Regions from separate parts of the Homo sapiens genome. Here region 2 is linked to region 1. The links are chromatin contacts, found by Hi-C in ENCODE. All regions are on one chromosome and are shown on one strand. Each heading gives the region's core, a stretch centred on a gene start or an enhancer-like site at or near the end of the contact. The rest is flanking DNA. Distances are from core to core; before and after follow the strand shown. Region 1 holds the start of LINC02705 (long intergenic non-protein coding RNA 2705). Region 2 overlaps MS4A4A (membrane spanning 4-domains A4A).

Region 1 (4,202 bases), core at 471-2,970:
TGGCAGATCATGTCCTTCTCATGTTGCACCTCTGACTATTCTTCTATCCTCAATTCTCTCTTAGACTTACCTGGGAAAGGTTCTCCACTTATAAGGACTCTTATTATTACATTAGAATTGCCATAATTCTCCAGGATAAACTCTGTGTTAAGATCAACTGCTTAGCAAACTTGATTCTATCTGTAACTTTTAAAATCATTTGCCAGATATCATAGCATACTCTCAGATTCCAGGGAGTAGGATGTGGATAACTTTGGGTACTATTATTCTTGGTAACATACTGCCTTTTTTGATGTTGTTATTGCAGAAAATAGAAGAAAAATAACAACTGTGTCCTGGCCGACACTGGCTGGGAGCTCATTGTCAGTAGACATGTGGTGAGGCAATGAGTCATAACCAACGTGGGTTTCTTTTTGTCCCATGAAAGATTTGGTGTGACATGAGCTGATGAAAAAGAACTTAATTCAAGTAATAAATTTATTTCTATTTTCACAAATTTGGAAGTTTTAAAATGGTACCCTGTTTCCTGGTTCCTTGAGAAGTTGTGGGGTTGAAAGGTGGGAAATCAAATGCATAATCAGCATCAGCATTACATTAAAGAGTACACGTGCAGGTTTGTTACATGGGTACATTACATGATGCTGAGGCTTGAGGTCCCAAAAATCCCATCACCCAGGCAGTAAGCATAGTACCCAACAGGGGCTCTTCAACCTGTTCCCCTCTCCCTCCCTTCCCCATCGAGTGAGTGGTCCTCAATGTCTATTGTTCCCATCTTTACATTCATATGTATTCAATATTTAGCTCCCACTTGCTAGTGAAAACAATGCAGTATTTGGTTTTCTGTTCTTCCGTTCATTTGCTTAGGATAATGGCCTCCAGTTCCATCCATGTTGCTGCCAAGGACAAGCTTTCATTGTTTTTTATGATCGCATAGTATTCCATGTTTTATATGTACCACAATTCCTTTATCCAATCCACCATGGACAGGCCCCTAGGTTGATTCCATGTCTTTGCTATCATGAGTAGCACTGCAATGAACATATGTGTGCATGTGTCTTTTTGATAGAATGAATTATTTTCCTTTGGGAAAACCCAGTAACAGGATTGCTGAGTCAAATGGTAGTTGTGTTTTTAGGTCTTCTAGGAATCACCACACTGCTTTCCACAGTGGCTGAACCAGTTTCCATTCCCACCAACAGTGTGTAAGTGTTCTCTTTTCTCCACAGCCTTGTCGGCATCTGTTGTTCTGTGACTTTTTAGTGATAGCCTTTATGACTGGTGTAAGATGGTATCTTATTGTGGTTTTGATTTGCATTTCTCTGATGATTCATGATGTTGAACATTTTTTCATATTTGTTGGTTGCTTGTATGTCTTCTTTTGAAAAGTGTCTGTGCATGTCCTTTTCCCATTTTTAATTGGATTTTTTTTTTTTTTTTTTTTTTGGTTTTTGCTTAAGATCCTTGTAGAAGCTGGATATTAGACCTTTGGCAGATGTATAGTTTGTGAGTACTTTTTCTCATTCTTAGGCTCTCTGTTTACTGGTAATTTCTTTTTTTGTTTTTTTTTTTTTTTTTTTTGAGACAGACCCAGGCTGGAGTGCAGTGGCACGATGTCCGCTCACTGCGAGCTCTGCCTCCTGGGTTTGCACCATTCTCCTGCCTCAGCCTCCTGAGTAGCTGGGACCACAGGTGCCCGCCACCATGCCCGGCTAACTTGTTTTTGTATTTTTAGTAGAGACGGGTTTTTTTTTTCTGGAAATACACATAAAAATCTAGAAATATAACACATTATAGAAATACCACAAGACCACATATCTGAGGGGAAATTAGAACCCTCTGTGGGGTTACTGTGCTGAGTTACACCCTAACAAATCTATCCCCAAAGACACCTTATAAGAGTGAACAGGACTTGCTAACCTAAATAGGTGTAGAGCTAGCACTACTCCAGGGAAGTGGAAATAGCAGCAAGTCAGCCAGGAAAAACAATAGAGGTGTAAATGAAGGGAATAATTAGGACACTAGAGCATAACCATCATCAACACTTGCCTTGTATCCTCATTTCGGAAGAACTGCTGAATGCTGGATATGAAAGCTAATGTCTTTGAGAGTCAGTGGACAAGTCTGTAACAGGGACATGCATCTATGCAAAAGCGACAGTGAGACTAACTCACGGAAGGGTATTGTGGAAAGTGGTGTCTTTACCATTGTTCTTTAATGGTCTGGTCCATGTGCCATGGATAACTAGTTTTCCTTGTGTTGCATCTAGCTGGGACTGGACAGAGAAACAACATCATATTGTATCCATGGAGATAGTTGAAAGTGCTGTAAAATGACATCCTGCAGTTGTTTTGTTTTGTTTTTGGTAAAAGCCTATCTAGTGATATCTGGGAGATATATACATATATATATACACACACACACACACATATAAAGATACACATATATATGTATATATACACATGCATGCTCACACACACACACACACACACACACACATATATATATCCAGGTATAAAGTGACATCTGTAATTTACCAATGAGTGGCCTCCAGTCACCACACTTAATTGGGAACATGTTTTCCATGGCAAAAACACAATTCTGTTGCAAAGAAAGAGAAAATTATGCTGTAATTTAACCAATTACACACACAATAGTGTAATGAACATTATGTTAATATCTTTGACTCTGAAATGGGATATCCAAGAGTTTTCTGGTTGATCGACAGAACCAGATGAAAACCAGTTTCTCCCCTGGAATGAGAAAATATATGAGGAGGCTGATATAAAGGCCCAAAAGATATTTTTGTCCAGAAACAAAATGAGAATTTTGCCTTACAAAATTAAACTTGGAAGTAAATGTTTCTATTATCATGTGTCTTGAACATCCAAATAAGTGCTTACAATGGAGAAAAAAATCAGTAAGTTAAAAGACACATATATATGTATATAGATATGTGCATATATATGTAAACATACATATGTGTATAGATATTCACCTATGTAAATTCTTGTGGAGGAATCATAGAATTAACATGATTTGTAGAGGGAATTTAGAGTCCAAGTTGAATTGTTTAAATGTTAATGGATGTCAGGATGTTATTAGGCTTATTGTTTTGTTTCAAATATTACAAAATATTTTATAAGAAAAATCCTGAAAAGATTTTAAGAAGTCCTTGGCAAAAAAAAAAGAAAAAGAAAAAGAAAAAAATACCAAGATGAGAGAGTGGATTGGGAAAGTGTTAGTAGCAAACTGATTTTTGTTTGTTTGTTTACATGATGTCAATCTTTTGGTTCTATGAAACATTTTTCCTACTGCCTTAAATATGATACACAATAAATTAACATTTGCCAACAATATGGTATTTTTCTTGAATTTTTGGAAACTTCTGAAGCATTCACTAAGGAGTTACCATTTTACAAGGATGAGAAAATAGAGCAGTCCAGTTACTGTGGCATAAGAAAAGACTTTGTCATACCTGGGGTTACAAGTCTAATGAAATCACATGAACCGGGAGGAGAGTTTTTCAAAAAAACAGAAGTAATAGTCGGGAAAGTATATTAAATAATTACAACTGTTATGTGATAAGATACACAATAAGGATTTTATAAAATACAATATTATTAAATAAAATCATGTTTTTAAGAAGATCCCTAATTCAGAAGCACTCATAATTTATAGTTAGTTTTTATTACATGAAGCCAGAGAAACATGAGTCCTATTAACAGTGAATCTGGCAAGCGAGACATGCATACTATTCAGGAGACACGGCAATGGAGGGGAGCTAGCATTGACAATGTGCTCTTACATTGATACTGTGTTAGCATGTGAGAAGTGAAGTTAGATTATTATATCAGGGATATATTACAAAACTTAAAAACATTGCAGATACCTATCTGGCAAGGAGAGTGAGATAAATCACAGGAAACTAGTGGCCCATGGGTCTAAGACAAAGTTTCATCACAAATTACACATCAGACAGGTATTCATCCTCTTTGAGGACTGTGAATTAGAGTCCACACACCAGAAAGGACAATAACTTCCATTGGTGTGCCCTGAAGAGATGCAAAGGTAGGAAGAGACCGTGCCTTATAGTAGTCCCATGTTTGATCTTACAAGGAGTCTAAGTGGAGATGATGTGAACGCCAGGCCTGTGGGGGTCACTGTAAACTGAGCTACAGGAAACTTGGGTATGGAAAAATATT
Region 2 (4,169 bases), core at 35-2,534, 150 kb before region 1:
ATATTTGATAACACAAATTTAACTTAGCGTGAAGCCTTCATTTTGCCTCAGTGAGTCTAAGACAAAAAAAAAACCCAAAAATACTGGATTCAAATTTTTTAAAAAAATCATTTTTAGTCACAGATATCTTGCATCTACCTGAAGAGCTTGGACTACTTATAGTTAGAAGTTATCAATAATATCACTTTATATACTCAAGACCTTATAACTTTTTTTTTCCAATTATTTACAAGGCGAAGTGCGGTCCCAAGATGCTTCCCTCAATGATGAGTTCAACTTTAACCATACCATCCCAACCGTATCAACCACTACTAAGGCAATTCTTGGCCCAACTTCAACCCAGCAGGGGAGCCTCTTGCAATCATTAAGCAGACAGGGAATCAAACTGGGCAACATGGTGAAACACTGTCTCTACAAAAAATAGAAAAAGTAGCTGGGTGTGGTGGTGCACACCTGTAGTCCCATTTACTTAGGAGGCTGAGGTGGGAGGATGGCTTAAGTCCAGGAGGCAGAGGTTCTAATGCACTCCAGCCTGTGCAACAGAGCCAGACCCTCTCTCAAAAAAAAAAACAAAAACCTATGAAACAATAATTATTTTTATTGTAAAAGTAGCAAAAGGAGACAAAGTCTCATGGACATTTTCCTACTGCTTTCTAATCACATATAGATAAAACCAAGAATAACCAAATGAAGAATAAATTTCAAATCACATGACATGAAACAAGTGCAGGTAGTCTTGTCTAAAAGTTGGAATCATAATATCTTGCACTAATAGCACAAAATATTTGCATGAACTTTTTACAACTAAAAATGCACTAATCTTAGGTTGCTTATGTAAGTGTTAAAAAAATTATGTATGCACTAATTATCACCAAGAGAAGGCACTCTCTTACCATTTTAAACAATCTCAAAGCAATATATCAGGATATAAGTCAGGATATTTTAAAAATCCAAGAAACAACAAAGAATCACGTGATGTAAGGACTATGTAGGATTTATATGAGCTTTGGCTTTTATTCTGAATTAGAGAGGAAGCCGTTGAAGGATTTTGCCCAGTTATTGCACTATCTGAATAAATCTCTTTCCTTGTCTTTATATATTTAAAACCCCAGGGGTTGGGCCAACTCCGGGTAAAACTTGACTTGGAGACTCAAAAGAATTACATTAGGGTCTGATCGTTCACTTGGAACTTCTCAGTTCTGCTTTTGTCTGTGAGCATCTGTCTGTCACGGGGCTGCTGATGGCAGCAAACTTACGTCCTCACAGCTCCAAACCCAACAGGAAAGAGGAAAGATGGGGAGACCATTTCTTGGTCAGTGAAGTGAAAATGATGAGATTAATTTTGATTGGAAATGTGTCAGTCATTCACACAATTGTTTTTTCCTAGGTCACAAGGCTACCAAAGAACTTCACTCTAGCTGAGTTGATGTAATTCTGCCACTTCCCAGATGTAGGACACAGGTCAACTCCTGAAATTGGGGGTTGGGTGAGCTCCACCCTTGTACATAAATTAAGAGTTAGATAATGGTGATTTTTTGGAGGAAATCAGGCCATCATTATCAGAACAAATGGGGAATAAATGCCGAGTACAAAATCTGCCAAGTATTAATACAATATTGAAGAAATAAAACAAGTAGGATATCAGTACATACACAATAATTAAAAGATTGGAATTAGGTACATACATAGACCAATATCTCTTTATGACATGGTAAAATATTAACAGTTGGCCGGGCGCGGGGGCTCACGCCTGTAATCCCAGCACTTTGGGAGGCCGAGGCGGGCGGATCACGAGGTCAGGAGATCGAGACACCATCCTGGCTAACACGGTGAAACCCCGTCTCTACTAAAAATATAAAAAATTAGCCGGGCGCGGTGGCGGGCGCTTGTATACAGTCCCAGCTACTCGGGAGGCTGAGGCAGGAGAATGGCGTGAACCGGGGAGGCAGAGCTTGCAGTGAGCCGACATAGCGCCACTGCACTCCAGCCTGGGCGACAGAGCGAGACTCCGTCTCAAAAAAAAAAAAAAAAAAAATTCAAAAAAAAAAAGAAAGAAAAGCAATAGTATTAAGTTCTATTTGGTGGTTCTTGCTAATTACCTTCCAACTTTCAACCAAGAAGATAGAATGTCTTAACTGACTTTTACCACACCTTATCCATCCCTGGAGCTGGAGAAAGTAGACAGGTTAGCACTGATAGAAGGAGGGACTTACATTCCCATGAAAAGCGTGCATGGAGAAAGGTGGATACAATAGATATGTGAGTGTAGGGCAGAATGAGAAATCTAGAAATACTATATACTGAATTGGAAAATACGAATATCCGTGCAAATTCAATAATTTTTATCTTATCATAATGAAAATATCACTTCCTCAAAAAAAAAACTTTCCTGGGTACATTCTAATGACTCATCTCTCACCACCACTACAGCAGCCACTCTCTAGCACATTAATTCTTCCAGTTAGCTTCTAACAACATATAAAAAGGTTTTGATTGTTTATATGTTAATCTATGTCCTGTCCCATAAAAGTTTTAACCTACAAGAGAGGAAGGATGTTCTCTCTCTTATTCACCACTATTATCTTATATATATAAGATATTATCTCTCTTACCACTATTTTCTTATATGCTTAAAACAATGTCTGCCTCATTACAGATACTTTACAGATATATGCTGAATAAAATGATAAATTGATATATATATCTAATACATATCTATTTACATATATACATGTATATATATTAATTAAAACTTTCGTGGCTCCATATGTACCAGTCAGAGTCCTGGTTTTTCTACCTTTGTTATACCAAGTAATTATCATAGGTGTATGGGCCAGACAATATTATTACTACCTTCCTAAAAAGAAATATGAAGCACAGAGAAATTTTGTGGCATCTTCATAGCTACATAAGTAGTAAACAACAAAGATGGGATAGCAAGATGAAAACCCAGGGTTGTCTGTTTAGAAAACCCACATTATTTACCACCATACTGTATTTTTGACATCAACGCTTAGTCTCTTTCCACCATATTGCATCTGAAAAGGAAGTAGGTAGCACATGAAAGTATTGCTTCTAATTTGATTTATTTTTGCTCTGCAATAAAAACAAACGTATTTAACAAATACCATATGTTGCACATTTCCATATATGATTAAGATATAATTATGCCCAGTAGAAGGTGGGAGAAGGGAAAGGAAGAAGATGAAATAGAAAATATAAGTTGAATCTGATGCTTAATATGATTTTTACTCCATGTATACTTTTACTCAAATGATAGCTCGTGCACATGCAAGGACGGGCTGTGCTACTTCAAGGTACTTTCTATGGGGAAAGAAAAGCAGGAGAAGGAAAAAGGGAGGGGGAGATGGCCATGCATCTCCACTTCCTGAAGGAAAAAGCACTTTGGTCCCCATAGGTAGGAGAAAAAAAAAGTTAAATAAATGGGAGGGAAGTATGTGTTTTGCATGGAGGCCTCATTTTAACAATATCTTTTTTTTGCTCTTCTGCTTCCAAACCTTATTTGCCAATGTAATGCCTTTATATAAAGTTCTTATGATGAATGAAAAACTTTCAAGTGCTGTTGCCTCATTAAATGCATTATTTATTAATTTAACTTCTAGTACTCTCGATAAAGAGCCAGTGAAATGAGTTATTGAGTTCCAGGGAAAAAAATGAGAACATAATTTTGAATTTATTATCTCTCTATACACACACAGTTCATAATTGGATTACATATAATAATAATATCAACAAGTCTATCAGTATCGAAGTTGGATACTGGTAATTTCTCATGTGAGGCTCTTGTGTCACAGTCAGCATAGATTTCTGGAGCATTTGTCTGTTGATCTTTTGGTGGCCTCAAACCTCATTAAGTGGTGTGGGAGATGCTGTTTCTGCCATGTGAGAATGTGATGGCAGAATTAACACAACCTGTGAAACAATCAGAATGCCAAAGGTGAGTCACCCAAATCACCTCAGAGTGCCCCTTTCCTGCCCACATAAAGTCATCATTATCAGAGTTTACTCTTTTCTTCTCTGATTCATTCTCAAGATCAAGTATGTGGGGTTTCTCAGTCACTCTCTTGATCAGGCCTGATTTAGGACACAACATTCAGTGATAGCTCTTGACCTGAGCTGCTGATGACCACTGCTCTGGTCTCGCAAGT

The links. Hi-C counts contacts between places; a loop is a spot of excess contacts on that map. Pooled maps may share reads with other maps.
Region 2: a pooled map shows a loop between it and region 1 (2.0-fold over the local background). The contact joins the enhancer-like site here to the promoter of LINC02705 in region 1. A Hi-C loop is called at or near these places in 1 of 168 maps with a recorded cell type or tissue (mammary epithelial cell) and 4 of 50 pooled maps.

The regions. Positions count from the first base shown.
Region 1 is chr11:60,161,918-60,166,119 of GRCh38, reverse strand. It overlaps LINC02705 (long intergenic non-protein coding RNA 2705), which reads left to right and starts at 1,720. Exons shown (of 4, transcript XR_950142.1): 1 at 1,720-4,202.
Region 2 is chr11:60,307,871-60,312,039 of GRCh38, reverse strand. It overlaps MS4A4A (membrane spanning 4-domains A4A), which reads right to left. Exons shown (of 7, transcript NM_148975.3): 7 at 3,070-3,933. The coding sequence ends at 3,862. Among named protein-coding and RNA genes, the nearest start is that of MS4A6E, 17 kb to the left of the region's middle. Within about 2 kb of position 1,284, at least 4 of the 41 ENCODE cell types and tissues checked have a DNase peak (open chromatin) inside an H3K27ac peak, as active enhancers do.